Linked DNA regions of Homo sapiens: all the other regions are linked to region 2. Evidence: chromatin loops called from intact Hi-C (ENCODE). Cell type or tissue: CD4-positive, alpha-beta T cell. All regions are shown on one strand. Each heading gives the region's core, and the rest is flanking DNA. Links, peaks and the distances in the headings are about the cores only. Region 1 has its middle 15 kb from the start of SMIM42. Region 2 holds the start of KIRREL1 (kirre like nephrin family adhesion molecule 1). Region 3 overlaps PYDC5 (pyrin domain containing 5). Region 4 overlaps SMIM42 (small integral membrane protein 42).

Region 1 (5,305 bases), core at 176-5,175, 120 kb after region 2:
ACAATTTTTCCTGAGACTTCCTTGACCTATCTTCAGCATTTCACACTAATTACCATTCCTTCAAACTCCTCTTTTGCTCTGTGGTATCACCTCAGATTCTCCCCTCACCTCTCTATCCATCCTTAGCAGAAGTGGACTCCTCTTTTTCTGTCTGTCTCTCTCTTTTTTGTTTTTTTTGAGATGGATTTTCACTCCTGTTTCCCAGGCTGGAGTGCAATGGCACGGTCTTGGCTCACTGCAACCTCTGCCTCCCAGGTTCAAGAAATTCTCGTGCCTCAGCCTCCTGAGTAGCTGGGATTATAGGCATGTGCCACCATGCCTGGCTAATTTTTGTATTTTTAGTAGAGATGGGGCTTCACCATGTTGGTCACACTGGTCTTGAACTCCTGACTTCAGGTGATCCAACTGCCTTGGCCTCCCAAAGAGCTGAGATTACAGGTGTGAAACACCGCACTCAGCCAGTCTATCTCTTAAATATAAATATTTTCCAGTGTTTTCTCCTGGGCTCTCTCTCCTTGTACTCACACTTTTGAGGGTAATCTCATCTATTTTTTTGTCTTCAAACCACCGAAATCATGCTGATAACTCTTAAACTTCTATCTCCAGCACAGCTTCCTTCTGAGCTCAGAACCACATTTAATTTTTTTATATCCCTGCAGTACCTCAAAACAACATGCCTTACCTACAAAACACACTTTTTCTTCCCTGGGGTGGTATGACCTTTTACCCAGGTCCTTTGTTTTCTGTTTTTTGTTTTTTTTTTTTAAGAGACAGGGTCTTGTTCTGTCACCAAAGCTGGAGTGCAGTGGCCATTACAGCTCATGGCAGCCTCAAGTGAGCTCATGGCAGTCTCAAGTGATCCTCTAACCTCAGCCTCCTGAGTAGCTGGGAATGCAGGCCTGAGCCACCATGCTCGGCTAATTTTTGTTTTTTAGAGACAGGGTCTTGCTATGTTGCCCAGGTTGGTGTTAAACTCTTGGTCTCAAATGATTCTCCTACTTCAGCTTCCCAAAGTGTTGGGATTACAGGTGTGAGCCACCATGACCACATATCCTTAATCTAAACTCTTCGCAGCAGGCTTATTTCTTTCCCCTTCCTCACCCCTCATGTCCAATCAGTCACCTTCTGGTACCTGCCAATTCTGTCTTCTCGCTCACACTTCAGCCTGGCTGCTTCTCTCCATTTCTATTATGGCTGCCTTGGTTCAGGCTTTCTTCACTTCTCGTCTGGATTAATACCAGAACCTCCTATCTGATCTTTCTGTCTCCAGCCTGACCCCATGTAATCCGTACTTGACTCTGCTGCTTCTGAAATAATCCTAAAACGCAAATCTGATATGATACTCTCATCTCTGAAATCATTCCATGGCTCTCTGTCAAGGTCGGGATAAAATTAAGCCCACTAACAAGTTGGTTGAAGGCCTCCTTAAACTGACCTCAGTACCCCTTTCTGTGGCCTCACCTCTTGTTGAATCCCTTCATAGGGTTTTAGGAAGCCACCTGAGTCTACTTATAGTTCTCCATGATAGGGCCCATGCCATTTCTTGCCTTTCTCAGCTCCTTGGAATGGATCCTCGAAACACTTTTATCCACCCCCATTTATCTCTTCCTGACTCATGATCATCCTACAAAACTATATTGGGCTTCACCTCCTCCCAGATTTCCTTCTCTCCTGCTCCTGTCCGGATTGTCGGCTTGGCCTAGGTGCTACCGCCATCCTTGCACCCAAGTCACACACAAGTTTGTGGTTGTTGGCTTATCTCAGGAACAGCTGTGGTCCCTTGCTTTTCTCTTTCTATGCACTCAGCATACTGGGTTGTCACTGTCTACTTGCCTGGCTTCCTTATGAGAGTAGGAGCTCCTTGAAGGCAGGCACTGGGCTCAATATATACCCCTCTCTGCCCTCTTCAATGTTCTCCTTCTACACAGTTCCTGAGAATGTCTAAATCTCCTGAGGAGGCTTCACCCAAAGACCCTCAACCGTATATAGTATCTTAGGGGAGACCAGGAATTGCAAGAAGGGTATAATCGTAGGTGGAGGAGACAAACCTGCGATGTGTTGGTGATTCGAGAGGCTAGGTTCTTCTTTTAAAACTCATTCATTCATGCATTCGGTACTGGACACCGTGCTAAGTCTCTGGGGTATGGACAGAAGTAAATTATGGTTTCTGTCCTTTAGGAATGTGTAGTCCAATAGCAGAGACGTACCTGTATGCAAATAACTATAAACGTGATGTCATCGCTAAATACTAGGAGTCTGAACAAAGTGCTATCTTAGCAGGAAGAGGAAGCGATTACTTCTGATGGTCGAATTCAAAGTGAGGAGACTGTAACTTCCGAGAAGGATGAGAAGGGCAGCCGGCTTTTTCTCATGAAGAAAGGCATCCCGGGCAAAGGCACCGAGCTCTTGGTGTGGTTCTCCTGGGATAAGCCCACAGTCACAAACTTGTGCAGGAATGGGGGTACCGGGAAGCAGCCCGGTGTTCCAAGCCTTTTGAGATTCTCCGGACCTGCGCGCCGCCCGCTCGGCAGGGGGCTCGGCAGGCGCGGGCGGCGGGTGGGGGCGGGAGGCTCTGCCCGCTCGGTGGCTGCCGCGGCCTCCTCCGCGCTGCTCTCCACGCCTGGCTTATTATGCACGAGGCAGGCAATTTGCCTTCCTCCCCGGGGACCCATCTCGGAGACAAGAAGGTAGTTTGTTCTCTGTAATGGCTTCTGCTGGAGTGCGGCGGGGCCCAGGCGCGAGCGGGGGCACGGGCGGGGAGTTGGCAGCGAAGGATGCGCCCGGCGCCCCCCGGCGGCCGCCCGGAGCCCGAGGTCGGCGCGGGAGGAGCGCTGACTCCGCGGGCCGAGCCCTCCCCTGCCCTCCTCTGCTCCTCCGTAACTCCTGAGCTGTGGCCTGCCTTTCTGCTGCCTCCACGTCCCTACTCTTCCTTTCTGCCACCCCGTTTGCTTCTTAAAGGTTGTCCTTTGTTTCTGCCATTTCCCCTGTCTTTCAGCTTCATATTCGTTGGGTGCCCCCATCCATTTCTCCACATCACTCTCTTCTTAGTGCTGGGGACCTGGGGGTGAGGAAGGAGGCAGGAGGGATACAGGGATGACTAAAATAGGCATCTCTTCCTTCACGGAACTCAGCCTGGCGGAAACTTAGCTGGCTCCCTGCCTGTCCTAGGCCATCTCTCCTTTTCCTTCTTGTCTCTTCATCGTCTGTTTCTCAGTCGACCCTGGCCTCTGTCCCTATGCCCACAGAAAGACACCCCCATCACCCCTCCCATCGTTTCCGGGTGATGAAGATTGTCTGAGACAGATTCCTAGAATGAACAACCTTGTCTCCTGAGGTCTCGCCCGTTGCCTCCTCATTCACCAGAAATGTTTCCTTCCCTGAAGCAGAGAGAGAGAGAGAGAGACAGAGAGAGACAGAGATCCAAAGACAGCCAAGCCGGGCCAACATCTTCTGGGGAGTTCTTTGGAGTGTGGGGTGACTGATGCATCCAGTTGGCCGGTTGACTATCTTCCCAACTGTAAGATTCCCAGAATGGCTCAGAAAGAAGCTGAGGAGTGCACACAAACATTTAAAAAATTGGCCAGTCGTGGTAGCTCACGCTTGTAATTCCAGCACTTTGGGAGGCCGAGGCAGGCAGATCATGAGGTCAGGAGTTCGAGACCAGCTTGGCCAACACAGTGAAACCCCATCTCTACTAAAAATACAAAAATTAGCCAGGCATGGTGGCAGGCACCTGTAGTTCCAGCTACTTGGGAGGATGAGGCAGGAGAATCGCTTGAACCTGGGAAGCAGAGGTTGTAGTGAGCCGAAATCATGCCATTGCACTCCAGCATGGGCAACAGAGCAAGACTCCGTCTCAAAAAAAAAAAAAAAAAAGTAAAAAATTTAAAAAATTTAAAAAGGGGGCCAAGGGCCGGGCACAGTGGCTCACTCCTGTCATCCCAACACATTTGGGAGGCCGAGGCTGGCAGATAATCTGAGGTGAGGAGTTCGAGACCAGCCTAGCCAACATGGAGAAACCCCATCTCTACTAAAAGTACAAACATTAGCCGGGCGTGGTGGCAGGCACCTGTAATCCCAGCTACTCTGGAGGCTGAAGTAGGAGAATCACTTGAACTCGAGAGGTGGAGGTTGCAGTGAGTTGAGACTGCACTCTAGCCTGAGTGACAGAGCGAGACTCTATCTCAAAAAATGAACAAATAAATGAAAATTAAAAAGAACTGAGGATACCTGGCCTGTCTCCCAGGGGTCCTGTGTAGAATTATTCCCAGCTCTCACCCCCACCCATACCCTCACCATAACACCAGGCCATGGATGATGTGTCCGTGCAGATGTCTGTATAGAGGTGTATGAGCACTGAACGGAGTGAGTGGTGGCATGCCATTTACATACAGATGACTGAGCTGTGGGCCCTTGGTTACTTACCTCATCTCTCGAGTCTCAGTTCTCTTTTCTGTAAAATAAGGAGGTTGTATTCCATGGACTCAGAAGTCTACAACTGTGTTAATCTATGACTATGTTAGGGGTAGAGACCAAGGAGAATATCCCAACAAGAGAGTGTCCTCTGTGTCTTTGTGGACTTAGGAAGGTTCTCTATAGAAGAGAGTGGCTGAGTAGGCCGGGGGTAGGAAAGGAAAAGGAGCAGGTAAGGCTTGGGGTAGGTGTGTATCTAACAGATCTGGGCAAGAGGGGTTGGGCTGGAATGTCAGGGGAGCCACAAGAAGAATATGGAGACTGGGCTGGGCGTTGATGTCCAGAGCTTCAGGACACCCCAGAGGTGACATGCTCAATGCGGAAGAAGTCGAAAGGCTCTCAGGGAGCAAGGAGCTGGGAGGGAGTGTCAGGCAGAATCAGAAGGACCTGTGCTGGTTGGAAGAAAGACATCTGAGGAGCAGTGACCAGGCCAAGACTTGACCAGGGACCACTAGACCAGGAGCCTCCGGGACACATGGCTTTCAATGTAGGGAAGAGCTGTATTGTGGGGGACCTTGTCCTCCTGTGCTGAATCTCCTCCAAACCTGTTGACATGTGAGGACCCTGTTCCTTGAGGTTTGCTGGAATTTTCAATAGTACAGGGGGTGTCCTCCAAAGAACTTGTGGGTTTATCCTCAAGGTATCCATGTCCTTTATCCCTTTTTAGGAGTGCAAAAGTGGCTCCTCACTGAAAGGCCGGCAGTCCCCAGGTATGTAGGTTTGGGTGGGGGCACGTGTGTGCACAGTGACATCTGTGTTAGCGAATGGGCATATGTGTGGACTCGGCTGTGCCTGGATGGGAATTTGTGGGTGGGGGCCTGTGCAGGAATGG
Region 2 (5,305 bases), core at 263-5,262:
GATAAGAGGGCAGGACACTTGTGTGGTGTGCAGACTTGCTGAAGACAATGTCTGGAAAGCAGGGGTTTGCTTAGTTTAGCAGCTCTCTACCTTGGCTGTCTACTAGAATCACCTGGAGCTATGTCTAAAAATACTGATGCTTGAACTTCACCCCAGAACAATTAATCTTTAGGGATGAGGGCATGGCACTGGTGTTTTTAAACAGCCCTCAGGGCAGGGCATGGTGGCTCATGCCTGTAACCACAGCACTTTGGGAGGCTGAGGCGGGTGGATCACCTGAGATCAGGAGTTCGAGACCAGCTTGGCCAACATGGCGAAATGCTGTCTCTACTAAAAATACAAAAACTACCCAGGCATGGTGGCACACACCTGTAATCCCAGCTACTTGGGAGGCTGTGGCAGGAGAATCACTTGAACCCGGGAGGCGGAGGTTACAGTGAGCTGAGATCATGCCACGGCACTCCAGCCCAGGTGACAGATCTAAACTCCATCTCAAAAAATTAAAAAATAATAATAATAAAATTAAAGGCCCTCAGGAGGTGCTATGCACAACTGGTGTTGAGGACCACTGGCTGGGGATGAGGTCTATGGTGTCTTAAGCTCTGAGATCTGGGATGCTGGATGACTTATGTGGAAGAAATTCTAGAGACATGAGTTTGCTATGAACTGAGCTGGTGAAGATTTGGAATTAAAGGAAAGGGGGAGGGAAAAGAAAAGCTAAAGGACCAGAGGAGACAGGCCAGATTGTTGTTTTCGCTGTTAGTGAGCTAGAGAAACTTGGTTCCTCTGTTTCTAGGCTTTTGAGGCAAAATAAAAGGCCCACAAAAATCCAAAAGGTCTGATAACCCAGTCCCTTCTCATAAAAAGAATAGCTATCAAGCCTGATATCAGACATGGAGATTAGGCAGGAAACACTGAGCTAAGAATATTCCCTTCCTTCGATTAAAGACCTTTTTTTTTAAATTAATGCTCTCCTAGGCCGAGTGTGGTGGCTCACACCTGTAACCCCAGTACTTTGGGAGGCCGAGGCAGGCAAATCACTTGAGGTCAGCAGTTCAAGACCAGCCTGGCCAACATGGTGAAACCCCATCTCTACTAAAAATACAGAAATTAGCTGGGCATGGTGGCGGGTGCCTGTAATCCCAGCTACTCAAGAGGCTGAGGCAGGAGAATCGCTTGAACCCAGGAGATGGAGGTTGCAGTGAGCCAAGATCATGCCACTACACTCCAGCCTGGGTGACAGAGTGCAACTCCTTCAAAAAAAAAAAAGAAAGAAAAGAAAAGAAAAGAAAACACACACACACCAAAAATAATACTTTCCTAAGTCAGGGTCACCCTCGCCTTCCCCTCCATACACCATCATGTGGAGTGGAAAGGAGAAAAGGCTGTCTCGCTGACATGTCCGGAGCTCCCTACCTCAGGGTTTTTGCCTTTGCTGCTACCATCTTCCTGCTGCATTCTTCCCTCAGACGCCTGAGCAGCTAAACCCTCAGTTCCTTCAGGTCTGTGCCCAAATGTGGCTGTAGCAGAACAGCTTTCTTTGATTACCTGTAAGAACAGTAATTCCTCCCTCTCTCCCTCTCCCTAATCTTTTATCCTGCTTTATTTGTCCCCCATAGCATTTACCATAACCTAGTATATTTCATATTTTTTTCTACTGCCTCTGACTTTCCTCCAGAATGGAACATTAAAGGGAAAGACTTTGTCCTTTTTTTTTTATTATTATTGTCTCCCCAAAGCCTAGAATGGTGACTGGAAAATAGCAGTCTGGAGCTGAAAAAATATCTGTGGAATGTATGATTAATGAATGAACAAATGAAAAGCCTTATGTGTCTGTGTGTTGGTGTCTTTCTGTGTACGTTTGGGATTGCAGTCCTATTTCTCTGGCCAAAGTATGGCTCTATTCTTAAGCTGTGCTTGCCTGTGTTTTGGAATATATGAAGAATTCTCTGGGTCTGTGCATATGGGGCTTCTGCATATGAGCTTGGGTGTTTTCCTGCCTTTCTCTGTCTTCTAATTGTGTGTGGATGCGTCTGGACCACAGGCTGGTGTTAGTATCTGCGGAGGAAAGAGGAGCTGTGGCCGCTACACATCAACAGAGGGCACCAGAGAGCCACGCACCTACTTTCAGGGGCAGAAATTGAGAAAACTTGGCGGGGAGTGTTAGAGACCCAGGAGATCTGGGATCTGGGAGGAAAGAAGTGGAGACCTCTTTGGACCAACACATTACTGTAAAATTGTGCAATTCCAGCAACTTCTCTGTCCATTCCCTAGGGTCCAGACCTCTGGCTACCCGAGCAATCCTGTGAGCAGAAGTATCTGGTCAGGGGTGAGAAGAGGAGCTGGTTGCCAAACTGGGCCCTTAAGAAAGTGGAGATCCCTCCTGAATGCTCTCATGATTCTCAGGAATTCCCTTCCTTCCTAGTTCCTCCATGTCCCTACCCCAAAAGATCTCAAACTCCAGCGTGCTTAGAGATCTGACTGGTGGCTGTCTTCTCCTCTGGCTTGCATTCAGGGAGGTGAGGCCAGGTCTTGGCCCTTCAAAGCCATCCAGTTGGCTACCTTCTCCTTCGGGATGGGTGGAAGGCTAAGATGAACAAAGGAAGGGTCAACTGTGCCTCTTCCAGGCCGCTGAGTCCTCCAACGCCTAGCTGTGCTCAACCTTGACTGGGTGAAGCCAAGGCAGGGCCTCAAGGCAGGTCCAAGAGGCAGCTCCCATTCTCCAGTTCTGGGTTTTATAGGTGGGGAGAGGCATGTATGCCCCTCCCTTATCCAAGCATTCATTAGTCAATTGAGAATTCTTAATTTGGGGAATCTAGGGGCTAGACTTTGGGTGTGGAATTTAAAAAGAAAGGTCTTTATGTTTATTTAACTCCCTGCCCCCCACCCCACTCCTAGACACACACACGGAAACACACACACACACACACACACACACACACTCCCCATCACATCCTCTGAGCTAGAGGCTGATGTCCCTCAGCCCATGTTCCTCCTCCACTGCTTAGTTCCATAGCCCGCGACCAAGATTGCGTCTATAAATAGGAGGGGGTGGGGTGGCCAGGGGTCCCGTCGTGCCTGCCCCAGAACCCACGACGGTCACATTTTTCACCCCCTTTTGCCTTTGCCCTCAATTCCTTTCCCTCTTTGCTCTCCTTCCATCTCAGTTCCAGCGAGGGGGGTATGTGTGTGCGCGCGTTGTGGGGGGGCAGGGGGAGGGCTCGTGGAGGGAGGCGCCGTCGGAGGGAGAGTAGACGTCAGGCGGAGGGAGGGAGGCAGGCAGGCAGGGAGGCAGGGAGGGAGAGAGGGAAGGAAGAGAAGGGGAGAGAAAGGGGGAGCAAAGACCGAAAGAGACCCAGAGAGATACAGCTTGAGAGGAGAAATAATTAAAGGGGGAGGGCGACCAGGAGGAGAAAAAGGTCTGGGAGGAAAGAGAGATAAAGAGAATCGGAGGGCAGGGAAATGAGTTTGTGCGCGTGAGTGTGCGCGCGCGCGTGTGTGTGTGCAGGGGCGGGCGCGGGCGGGCGGGGGGCGGGCTCCCGGGCTCCCGGGCTCCCCTCCTCCCCAGCCCGCTCCTCTGGCTCGCTCGCCAACTCCGGGCCCCAGCCGCGGGCGGGCGCACGGCGGGCGGACAGCATGCTGAGCCTCCTCGTCTGGATCCTCACTCTCTCCGATACTTTCTCCCAAGGTAAGGGCCCCCAGCCCACCCCCGGACGCTCGGCTTCCCCCCGGGGCCGGGGCACTGCTTCCCCGGTGGGAGAGTGCTGGAGTGCCCCGCGGCCCGCGGCCAGTCCCCGGGTCCGGACGCCACGAGGCGGGGGCTCGGTCCGGGCGCAGAGCCCTGGGGGAGGGGGCGCGGAGTAACGAGGGGCTGGGGAGAATGAGTTTGCCGTTGATTTGCCCAAGTTGTTTCCTCTGGCTGCGCGGGAGAACCGAGCAATGGGGCCGCGAGGGCTGGAGGTCCGAGTAAAACGGGGAACCGAACGCTTTCTCTTGAGCTTCTGGCAGCCCTACCGACCCTCGCCCTCTGAGGCCGGGGTTCCGGACGCCTGAGTCCAGCCTAAGGGCAAGGCTGGGAAGAGGGTGGGATTTCGGATTTCGGGCGAGGGGGTGAGCGAAAAGCTGGGTCCCACCTCCCGAAGATGTTGCCAAGGGGATCCCCCTACTCCAGCCCAGCCCCTCGGGGGTCTGAGTCTGAATCACGGCTCCAGCCTGCCTGGGGCTGCCCCCTCTAGAGGAAGGGAGGGGTGTCTCGGCGCCTCTAGTGGGGATTTGGAACCCCTGCCCACGGAGGCTCTGGGTGGAGAGTGGAGTTCCACATACAGCTTCAGGCCCGCTTGATACAGAGGGGGGGAACTCACGGGGGCGGGGGCAGAGGCGGTGGGGGGAGGGGGCTGACACTCTACTTGGGCTCAGGAAAGTGTTGCTGTCTGGGGCTTATTTGACACTGGCAGGGGAGAGGCTGGGAGGTGAGGGAGGTGGTTGGGAGAGATGAGGATGTCAGTGTATCCTGGGCAGGGCTGGGGTTGGGGGAGGGAAGAGGGCTGAGGGAACCAAGGGTCCAGACTGCAGCAGGGACTGGGGTCTGTGGGAGTTGGTTCTTGCCTCCCAGGTCTGACTCTAAGGAAGACTGAATCCTGCTGAACTCCTTCCCTCCCCAAAAATGGAGCTGACACACAGAAATTGACACACAAACACCGTAAAACACTCACAGACACTGAGACAGACTACTCACCTACTGAGAGAGAGACATCCCCACAAACATCCCCCACACTGAGACAGACACATATACACAAAGACACGGAGACATCTGAGGAAGACAGATTCCTCCCCCAGATCGGCACACACTCACGCATTCATCCACCCGAACGTTACAACTATACACAGTACATGTATGCAGGCGTTTACAAGGACAGGACACACGCTCTCACAGAAACCAACCCTCTAGCAAACAAAGAAACTTGAACAGACATTCATATGGGCAGACACCTATGGAGATGTACAGACTGCAGATGGAGGAGGTGTCCTCTTTTAGGGGGTGTCTGGGAATGGATCTGGGTAGAACAGCCTCAGGCATTATTGCCCTGCTTTCTGTTCCCTTCCTGCGTTTGTAGGTGGTGTGTTATGCTGGACCTTTCCTCTCCTTGTCGGGTCTCTTCCCAGTTCCGAAGGCAAAGCCTGGCTGAGTTGGTGGGGGCACGTCTTGATTCATTTCTCCCCACAGGGCACCCATGCCAGCCCCCCAGCACACACTATGATATGGGAAGGGCACACATCTGTGGTGTGAGCCAGGAGTGGGAGGTGG
Region 3 (5,305 bases), core at 187-5,186, 1.0 Mb after region 2:
AGAACTGGCCAGAGCTGCTGACACCAGTGTGCATAGCCTTCCTTACAAAGGGCCATTTGTCTAGCCACCAAAGCCACCTTTTGCACTCAATGTGCACTGATTCTGCATGGATGTCCTTTCTACCAGGTACCGTCTTACCCAAACCACACTTTCAATTTCCCCAGCCTGCCCTGAGGGCACAGACCTGGGCTTTCTTCCTCTATAAAGAAAACACTTTTATCTTCCCAGTCAAACTGAAACACAGTTGTCTACACCCATGTCACATGTTCAAAAAAAGAGTACCTATCTTTTTGTTTGTTTGTTTGTTTGAGACAGAGTCTCGCTCTGTCGCCCAGGCTGGAGTGCAGTGGTGCGATCTCAGCTCACTGCAAGCTCCACCTCCTGGGTTCACGCCATTCTGCTGCCTCAGCCTCCCGAGTAGCTGGGACTACAGGCACCGGCCACCATGGCCGGCTAATTTTTTTTTTTTTTTTTTTTTTTTTGTATTTTTAGTAGAGACGGGGTTTCACTGTGTTAGCCAGGATGGTCTCGATCTCCTGACCTCGTGATCACCCGCCTTGGCCTCCCAAAGTTCTGGGATTACAGGCCTCAGCCACCGCACCCAGCCAGGAGTACCTATCTTAATTGAAAACCTTTGAGCAGTGGGCAGCCTTCTCACATTTTGGTGATGGCACTTGGGCTGGAACTGATTAAATTTCTGGTCTGGTGTTGACCATATGGAAAGGGTCACATGAACCTGGCAATGAAAGAATCCCATGGTCTGTTCTACATTCTTCCCTAATGGAAGTTAGCAACGCAGTCCAGTGATTTTTAGTATAAATTTAAGTGCATCTGTATGTTTGTCAGCATGTGCCTTCACATTTTCTTTATCCATTCATCCACTAGTGGACACTTAGGCTGAATCCACATCAATCAATGTGAATTGTGAATAGTGCCATTCATAACCGTGAATCGTGCTGCAATAAATACGAGAGTGTAGAGAGCTCTTCAACATACTCATTTCATTCTTCTTACTATAAGAAGTGGGACTGCTACATCATATGGTATTTCTCTTTTTAATTTTTTGAGGCGCCTCCATACTATTTCCCATAATGGCTTTATGAGTTTACATTCTCACCAACAGTGTAAGGAGCTCCTTTTTCTCCACATCCTTGCTGACATTTGTTATCTCTTGTCTTTTTGATAATAGCCGTTCAAACTGGGATGAGGTGAAATCTCATTATGGCCTTGCTTTGCATTACTCAATGTTTGGTGATGTGGAGAATTTTTCATATACCTGGTGGCCATTTGTATGACTTCGTTTCAGAAATGTCTATTCAGGCTTTTATCTACTTTGTAATCAGGTTATTTTATTTTGTTTTTGTTTATTTTATACCAAGTATTGAGTTCTTTGAATTCCTTATATGTTTTGAATAATCACATGAAGAAGAATAAAATTAGACTCTTATGTTTCACAACATGTGAAAGTCACTCAAAATGAATTAAAGACTTAAAGGTAAGATCCAGAACTATGAAACTACTAGAAGAAAACACAGAGAAAATGCCTTAGGACATTGGTATGTGTAAGAATTGTTTGAATAAGACCTCGAAAGCACAGGCAGCAAAAGCACAAATGGATAAATGAGATTACATCAAACTTAAAAACTTCTGCACAGTATACAATCAACAGAATGAAGGGACAGCTTACAGAATGGGATAAAATATTTGTAAACTATATATCTAACAATATGTCACTACATTTCAAACAATAGAAAGTCATGGACTCTGTCAGGGTTAGTGTAAAGGAATGTCTACTCTAAGAAGTAGTAAAACTAACTTTCAAAGGTAGCTTAGTTTCATGAAACTGGTTTCAGAGAGGTATGAAGATAAAGTTTCCCTTCTGTGTTGAGAGTATACGAGAAAAAACAGAGTGAAGGGAGGCCAAGGGAATCAGCCTATCATTCTACCACATCACATCAGTCATATTTCATCTCCCACACAGTGGTACCGATATTTGTGGACGAGTATGTCTGCCCACTGTAAATCTCTTTTTCATTAATAATCAGATGCAGAATTCTCACTTATTATTTCATTTATCATTTTCAACTTTCTATTTTAATCTTGCAGGACTTTTACAGAATTTGATCACAAGCTCTCTCAGCTTCCTTTTTCCAGGCTTAAGTGTCCTCATACTTTGTCATCTCTCTTTCCATCTACTGATCTTTCCCATAAAATGATTATTAACCGTCTTCATTAAAGATTTCTCCAGATCTCCTCTATCTTCCATGAGGTGAGATCGTGGGTAGAATACTGTATAGTGCTCCACATGCAGGCATAGCACTGGTTATGCAGAAAGAACTTTCAAGAAGGAATGAAAATTGAAACCTACAGAAAACACAACAAAAAACTGGTTTCCTCCAGGGACAGTTAAGGGTAGCATGGGGCACAAATAAATAAATTTGCTACTTTCAAAGTAGGCCTAGGCGTGATCTAGAATAGAAATTTAGAGCTGTAAAGGAACTTAATTGATTTCTGCAGGTCGGTTAGTTGCTTCCGCACATTATGTGAAGTTACTGCCACCTTGTGGCAATACCTAAGCACTACACTTTCTGACTTTGAATAACCTAGAAAAATATAATGCATAAGACAACAAGCCCTTTCGCTAAAGCGCCTTAAATATTGCCTAACAGTTTATATCTGTATAGATCTGTGGCTTATATTATCACTTACATGGTTTCATCTCGACTTCATAGAAATCATGTAAACATAGAAACCATGTTATCCATGTTGCGTGCCTGCGTGCGTGCGCGCGCACACACACACGGAGTAAAAGATGTCGTATAAGTTTTGCTGTTAGAGTTGAACTTAAAAATCTCTAAATTGTTACATTTGGAGGCTCTCATTTTGGGGGATCCTAGTGTGAGATGCTCCTTTGTTGGTCAATTTTAATTATACAGACATAAATAAAGGATATATTAATTATAGAGAAAAAGATCAGAAATGTAAACAAAATGCAGATAAGATGGAGACATTCAATGATTTGTCCAATAATATAAAAACAGTTTTTGTGTGCGGGTAGTTTGTTGTCATTAGTGGAAGGAAATAGAGAGAAGGATAAATAATATTTGAATTTGAAAGAGCGGATGTATGAATACAAGACTCCCTTGAAGAAGAAAGGATCGTCTGGGACCACAGCAGGCCGGGGACAGGGAGAAGAATGAGCAGGCTGTGTGGAAGAACAAAACGACCTAGTATCCCAGTTTATTTTTTTTCCAGTGCTATGATTTCTTTCCTTTATCTTAAAATCTTTGGTAAACATGTAAATGAGGTTTTGAGAAGTTAAGATTGAAATTCCATGTTCATGTTCGCTGCAATTGAACTGGAGAAGTGAAAATATGACAAATGGAAGTGGCAGCCCTAAGGGCTGGAACAAGAGATGCAAACAAAGGCTGGGATGGATTTGTGGAATTTGTAACAAACACTTCCTAGGAGTGATTTCTCAGTAAAAGGGGGCAACGAGGCTGGTGTAGTAAGTTAGCAAACAAATTCCAGCAGCCTTCCCTGGGGGACTTTCATGCTGAAATGCAATCCCTAGTGTTGGAGGTGGGGCCTGATGGGAGGTGTCTGGATCACGGGGGGTGGATCCCTCATGAATAGCTTAGTGTCATCCCGTTTCCCTCATCAACATGCATTCCCAGAAATGCCATGAAAGGAAAGACCAAGTCTTGACTGAGAAACGGACCGGGCAGATGAGGGACTCCCACATATACCTGTTTCCTGCTCTTCCCGAAGACATTTTGCCACAAGCATATAATTCAGCTTCTGAAAAATACGGTCTTCCTCACTGCAGACACCATGCCAGCGTTTTAAATCAAGTTGGCTACTCGTGCTGTTTAGAGTATGCAGTTTGCCTGTGGCAATATTAAACTCATCTGGAAGAAAGCACTTAAACCTATCCAGTTCCTCATCGGTGATGTTATCCAGGCTGGTTAGCAAGAGTATCTCCTTATATTTACTCTCCATCTCACGACTTTTCAGCTTATAAGGGATCCAAACTATGTAAGATTATACCACCAAAAGTGATTCAACATTCAAAATGAAGCAAGGTGAGCTGTTACTATTTTTTAAAGGGAAAATAAAATGTTTACAGTACAGTAAAAGAGATTTTGGTGAAATATAAGAAATAACTTTTTAAGCAAGATAGTCCTTCTTCCTGGGAAAGACATCTTCAGAGGGTATACAACCACCTCCAGAATTCTTAGAAAATGGGATCCATTTTCCTGTTATTTTTAAAACAGAGTTATTCAGGCATAACTGACATACAACACAATGCACATATTTCACATGTGCAATTTAAATTTTTTGACATGTATACAGTAGATAAAGCTCAATTTTTCAATTTCTTCTTTCATGGATCATGTTTTTGGAATCATATGGTTTGGATATTTATTTTCCCCAAATCTCATGCTGAAATGTGATTCCCAGTGTTGGAGGTGGGGCTTGACGGGAAGTGCTTGGCTCATGGGGGTGGATCCCTCATGAATGGCTCAGTGCCATCCCCTGGTTGATGAGTGAGTTCTCCTCTGAGTCACAGAGATCTGATTATTTAAAGTGTGTAGCACATTGAAGACCTAATGTGACCAGTAACCCATTAGAAGAAAACAGGATAATCTCAATATGTTGAGGTAGGGGAAGGTGTCTTAAGCACAAAAGGTGCAAGTCAGGAAGGGAAAGTTTATTAAATTTGATTGCATGTAAACTCTAAATTTCTTTATAAAAAAGAAAAATTAAACATAATACTTCCAAATCCTGAAAGAAAACATAGGCAATGTATATAATTCAGAATGTGTGTAGAACTACATATTGTCCCATTTGTACAGCCCATGTGAAAAATGGACAATAGGTATGAATAACCACGTTACTCAAATGTCCAACACACATATGAACAGGTGCTCAAAATTACCAGTATTTAGTAATTTTACTTTAAAAGTAGCAACCTATATGGTAGAGGACTTGAGCCAAGAACAAGAAAGGATGTTTATGAGCTGAAGATAACCAACTGTGACTTTTAGGGGAGGCTCCCATTGATAGAGACAATGTTAATGAATTCTGAGTTATTACTTTTAATATGAACTTATTATTTTTTCCTATAGACAGGTGATAGCTAGAGAAACCCTATTTATACATGTAGAATTTATAAGCAAAAATTGAAAGTATTTATAAAGTATTTTAAGGGACATTTTCAAAATAAGGAACACATTTCAAATACTTAAAATGATTAAACTACATGAACGCCCCTGTCTTACCAGTGAAAGAAAAGAAGGAA
Region 4 (5,248 bases), core at 249-5,248, 130 kb after region 2:
GAGGTTGCAGTGAGCTGAGATCACGCCACTGCACTCCAGCCTGGGCAACAGAGTGATACTCCATCTCAAAAAAAAAAAAAAAAATTATGGAGGACCCCAAGGAACTTCAGTTTGTTAGAAACTAACACTAAACTTTTAAAAAATACTTATTTTATGTAAAAATAACTATGATAAACTTATTATATATTAACAGAAATAACATATTTGGAAAGAAGAATAACAGTGTTTTACATGTTTGCAAATCTCTTTAAAATGCAACATGTAGTCTTTCAAAAGCTCTTCTGTACACTCATGAAAGAGAGTGAAAAACATATTAATATTTTTATTAAAATAGTTTCCATTTCATGGATCCCTTGAAAGGGTCTTGGGGTATCCTTAGGGATCCCAGAACCATACATTGAGAACCACTGGCTTAGGTAATTTGCTGTGGATGCACAGCTGGTATGAATGAAGGGTGGAGCCAGCATTCCACTCCCAGTTTCTCTGAAACACACCTCCACACTCAGGCCTCCCCCACTTACCCCTGGGCACCAGAGGCCTGTGTAAAGTGAGAGTGAAGTTCCGGGTGGGCCAAGGAGCTTCTGGCTCTGGCACTCCATGAGTCTGTCTGGATGATGGCAGCTCTGGGCAGTGCTGATTCTATGGCTGCTGCCCCTGCCCACTTAGGGAATCCACAGTTTTTGAGCTTCAGTGGGCTGGAACAGTTAGAGAGCATCTCTCAATCGCTTGAGAAGACAGCTCTGTGACTCCCAAACTTTTCTAGGTTTCTCACCCCACCCCCAATTTGTGGCATCACCTGTTTCAGCTACTGACCCAGCCAGCTGATGCTCCAAGTTAGGAAGATGGGAGTCAGCAAAGGTCCTTATTGGTATCGCCTGCTTTTTGACAAAGTTCTGAAGATGGACCCCTTTGAATTCAACTTCTACCTCTCCACACACACTCTTAAAAAACTGTTGAACAGGCTGGGCGCCATGTCTCATTCTTGTAATCCCAGCACTTTGGGGGACAAGGTGGGTGGATCTCCTGAGATCAGGAGTTCAAGACCAGCCTGGCCAACATGGCAAAACCCCATCTGTACTAAAAATACAAAAATTAACCAGGCGTTTTGGTGCACGCCTGTAATCCCAGCTACTTGGGAGGCTGAGGCATTAGAATCACTGGAACCCAGGAGGCGGAGGTTGCGTGAGCCCAGATGGCACCACTGTACTCCAGCCCGGGCAACAGAGTGAGACTCTGTCTCAAAAAACAAAAACAAAACAAAACAAAAAACAAAAAACTGAGCAGAGAAATATTTACAAAAGGGCAGTTCAGGTGGAAAATATAAACAGGCAAAGTCAGAGAAACAGGAAAGAACCAGGAACTATGGAACATTTTATGATAAAACTATAGCATTTTAACTTATCTTCTTGACTTAATTTCTCCCTATTTCTTACCAAAGGGTAATTAGGGAACTTTGGAAAGTTTTTGATAAAACTTTGGAAACCTTTATGATAAAACTATAGCATTGTAGCCTATCTTCTTAATTTTTCCCTATTCCTATTCATCAACCATGCCAGATTAACCTTGAGTGTTTATTTCATGTGTCACTTTCCTTCCCTGGCTCCCTCTAGCTTGAAATTGAACACCTTAGCCTGATATTCAAGGTCTCTACCATAGGCGAGTGCTATTTTCTCACCTGACTCCCCATTGTTTCCCTGCATGCGTCATGCAGCTGGCTCACTGCCCCCCTGTCATGCCTCATGAATTCCCTTCCACTCTTAAGTCTATGCTAGCTGTTTCCCTAACATTGCAGCTGCTTCTGGATGCTTTCCCTAGCCCACAAGGACCCTTCAGGCTTTAGAATGCCAACACCCCATCCTTGGCCTGTCTCAGAAACCACCTGTGGCTGCTGTTAGTCCAAGGGAAGCCCTTAGCCACATCTGGAACTAAAGCTCCTCAAAGAAGGGATTAACATCTCATTGCTCTTCACCACCTTCTCTCTGCCACCCATTGCTCACTGGCTGCTTTATGATGGTCAGTGCTTGTTGACTTGATGCCTACAGGTGCAGGAGCTGGAGCTGCCGACAGACCTCTTGGAGGGTGTTGGAGAAAAGCCATAGGAGGTAAGGGAGGCAGACACAAGGCACCCCTGGCAGAGCATCTCCCTAAAGAGAATACTATAAATTAATGCCAGCAGCATTTTAGAGCAAAATGATTTCTGATAGAGAAAGAAGAGCTTCCTCGAAGCTGAAAATGTCTTATTCCATGATGAATGCAGGGAGCAGCATGGGAGAGGAAAAGAATTCAGGCTCTGCTATGAGCCTTTGAACAGATAACCAGCCTCCCTGATGCTCCGAGCCTCAATTTTCCTTGTATAGGAGGGATAATGCCCTTTTCACAGCATAGCTAGGTAGCAAAAAGATACCATATGTTAAGAACCAGTGTATAATTGATGCTCAATATATAACACATGTTTTTAAAATTCTGAAATTTCCAACCCTGGAGAACTTCTGGAAAAGAGATTCCCATTATTGTGGATGACTTGATTATAGGCCTTTATGGAGGTGGAGGGAGGGACTGACTATCCAGCTGAGTCCCTTTGCCTTTGCGGGTGCTACAAGGACCAGGTTTGCTGATGTTTTGCTGCCATCTGATGGCCATAAGCTTACAGTGCAGCCTGGCCGGTTTGTCCTTAAGTCTGAATAATAGAAACAGAAGAATGTAGGCGGGGCTTGAGGAGTTTGGGGAGTAACTAAATCCTGGAGGATGGAAGGAAATGGCTTTGAGTTCCATGGGAGGAGGGGAACTTTGAGTCTCTGGGAAGTGTGAAACAATCTGGGCCAGGAGTCTTTTTTTTTGTTTTGTTTTTGTTTTTGTTTGAGACGGAGTCTTGCTCTGTTGCCAGGCTGGAGTGCAGCGGTGCGATTTCGGCTCACTGCAACCTCCGCCTCCCGGGTTCAAGAGATTCTCCTGCCTCAGCCTCCAGAGTAGCTGGGATTACAGGCATGCACCACCACGCCCAGCTAATTTTTGTATTTTTAGTAGAGACTGGGTTTCACCATGTTGGCCAGGATGGTCTCAATCTCCTGACCTCATGATCCACCCACCTCGGCCTCCCAGAGTGCTGGGATTACAGGCATGAGCCACCGCGCCCGCCTGGCCAGGAGTCTTTTAATACATGCACCTAACTAGTAAGTGCAGAAATGCACCAGCTGGAAGGAGCCTTAGAGATCTATCCCCATCCCCCCTCCACAGCTCAGTCACCAGTGATTACTGCCCACCAGGGTTCTGTGAGATACAGTCCCACCTATGTCTCCAGCCTCATAATGCTTTATTTTTGTGTTCAATTTCTGTGTTCCAGAACTGCTGACCATCTTTCTATCCCATTGACTGCTCCCTTCACAGGCCTTGGCCGGTGCTGTCTCTCTATCCGGGGGGCCTGGCCCTTCTTTTGCCCCTCACCTGTTTCTCATTCACTCACCCTTCAGTTCTCAGCCCAAGCATTACTTCCTCAGGTAAACTTTCTCTGTCTAGGTCAGATTCCTTTCATATATACTCTCATAAAGCCAGATTCCTTTTTCAGAGCACTTTTCTCCATTTATAATTAAAAAATCATGTATGCGGTTATTTCGTTAACATCTGTCTCTCTCACTGTGCTGTATGGGCTCTAGGAGAGAGAAGATGGGCACCTTTCTGCTATTCTTGTATCCCAGCATCCAGGACAGGGTCTGGTACACAGTGAGAGCTCAGTAAATATCTGCTGGGTGAATAGAGGCATCTGCATGATAGGAAAGAAAGATTTGAAGAGTGTTAGGAGTGCTGAAGATCTTTCTGCCAATTCTAAGACATGCACAGACCTTTGGTGGAACTCCTCCCCAACAAGGAAAGGCATGGAACCCATGCCCACTCATGTCAAGACACCACTCCCCATCCCACCCCTAGCATGCACTATTTTCCAAGCACACCATGCTTGGGAGGAATGCTGGTGGCTTTTAATAAAGAGGGCCTCAGCTGTCAGAGGCAACCGGGCTATGTCTTTCTCAGTCATGAGGCTTTTCAGTTTCATCTGCCAGCTACTTGGTGGTTTGTTTCTGCCAAAGCTGGTCAACCACAGAAACAAACACCCACCGCCACCATTGGCAACAGGCACTCCAGGAGGCAGGTGAGAGCCCTCACTGGGGTGGACTCCCCTTGGGTCTGGTAGCAACCCTAGCCTCTCTACAGCACCAAAGGACCAAGCTTCCAAATTTCTATGGGCTAAAGTGGGGGTGAAAGAGTGACCCATGCTTTGAGATGCAGAGTGCATGGCCACATACCCCGAGTGACTTATTCTTCCAGTGGCCAAACACAGTTCCATGATTGTAAGCAATGGAGGAAAGGTTTAGAGGGAAGGGGCCCTGGTTTAAGACTTCCAGAGTCAAATGCATGTGAGGGTTGAAGCAAGAGGACACCTGATATGATGCTTCTAAAAGGAAGGGTTAACAATAGACTGGGCAAAGAGGTTCTTCTCCTAGAAAAATATTCATTCATTTCAGGCAAGTAGTAAAATTCTCCCTAGGGTTACCCAAACCGAATTGAATAAGAGTTTGGTTTTTCAAAAAAACTGCCTCTTTAATTTGGATTTCATTTGAAAAAGGAGTTAACTTGCTCCAAATTCTGAAAGGACAAAAAAAGAAAAAGAAAAATTATCATTTTAGGATATGATATTTTAAAATTTTGTCAACCCACTAAGTTGGAGGGTGAGAGAGGAGAGAAAAATGTATGGTACTTCAAATCATTTCTTAATAAAAAAAATACATTTTACTCCCAGCATTAAGTGAAGAGGAGGAAAGAGTGTACCTACAATTCAGCAGAGAGTGAGCCATTTCATTTTAAGGATCTTCTGGAAATGAGCTTCCAGAATAGCTTCATTATATAACTTGAGATGCTGTGAGCTCCCAATAATTTCAATATCCCACAGTCAGCACATGCCCAATTTATAGAGGAAAATTTAGGCTTTGTAATCAATTTTTACTTTTCCATGTACTTGTTTCTTTCCTCTGTTAGTGCAGAAATCAAGAGCCATTTACTATTTCAGTCTTGAAGATCCACAAAAAAAAAAAAAAAAAAAAAGACATTCAAACTCAGAAGCTGGGACAAGCCAAAGAACCGCAGGAGGAGTGCATTATAAGAGGGATGGTGGCAGAGGAAGGAAATGAGGCCTGGGGGGACATCTGGCAATGGAGGAACAGGGTGGCTAAAGCAGCTCTGGCTCCCCTGGCTCTGGGCT

Evidence for each region. A loop is a pair of places that touch in the nucleus more often than their neighbours do. Peaks named below come from ENCODE experiments on the same cell type or tissue, not always from the same donor. Only the 100,000 strongest peaks of a DNase experiment are listed, where the experiment ranks them.
Region 1: it touches region 2 in a loop (9-fold over the local background); 72 of 110 quality-filtered maps call a loop at or near these places.
Region 3: it touches region 2 in a loop (3-fold over the local background); 3 of 110 quality-filtered maps call a loop at or near these places.
Region 4: it touches region 2 in a loop (12-fold over the local background); 71 of 110 quality-filtered maps call a loop at or near these places.

Annotation. Positions count from the first base shown.
Region 1 is chr1:158,110,904-158,116,208 of GRCh38, forward strand. No RefSeq gene overlaps it. Among named protein-coding and RNA genes, the nearest start is that of SMIM42, 15 kb to the right of the region's middle. RefSeq lists an enhancer at 4,303-4,352. In CD4-positive, alpha-beta T cell, for the core only: a CTCF peak has its summit at 2,784 (motif pointing left); a DNase peak (open chromatin) is centred at 2,758; H3K4me3 peaks cover 601 bases; H3K27me3 peaks cover 1,283 bases.
Region 2 is chr1:157,990,041-157,995,345 of GRCh38, forward strand. It overlaps KIRREL1 (kirre like nephrin family adhesion molecule 1), which reads left to right and starts at 3,605. Exons shown (of 15, transcript NM_018240.7): 1 at 3,605-3,688. The coding sequence starts at 3,637. In CD4-positive, alpha-beta T cell, for the core only: a CTCF peak has its summit at 2,147 (motif pointing right); a DNase peak (open chromatin) is centred at 2,101; H3K4me3 peaks cover 472 bases; H3K27me3 peaks cover 1,652 bases.
Region 3 is chr1:158,996,311-159,001,615 of GRCh38, forward strand. It overlaps PYDC5 (pyrin domain containing 5), which reads right to left. Exons shown (of 1, transcript NM_001320010.2): 1 at 3,661-5,305. The coding sequence starts at 4,002. The coding sequence ends at 3,661. It also overlaps a transcript of IFI16 not described here. Among named protein-coding and RNA genes, the nearest start is that of PYDC5, 3.8 kb to the right of the region's middle. RefSeq lists an enhancer at 69-178. In CD4-positive, alpha-beta T cell, for the core only: CTCF peaks have their summits at 2,565 (motif pointing left) and 2,765; a DNase peak (open chromatin) is centred at 2,551; H3K4me3 peaks cover 900 bases; H3K27ac peaks cover 690 bases.
Region 4 is chr1:158,122,532-158,127,779 of GRCh38, forward strand. It overlaps SMIM42 (small integral membrane protein 42), which reads right to left. Exons shown (of 1, transcript NM_001395415.1): 1 at 4,756-5,248. Among named protein-coding and RNA genes, the nearest start is that of SMIM42, 3.1 kb to the right of the region's middle. RefSeq lists a silencer at 2,549-2,718. In CD4-positive, alpha-beta T cell, for the core only: a CTCF peak has its summit at 2,607 (motif pointing left); a DNase peak (open chromatin) is centred at 2,630; H3K27me3 peaks cover 526 bases.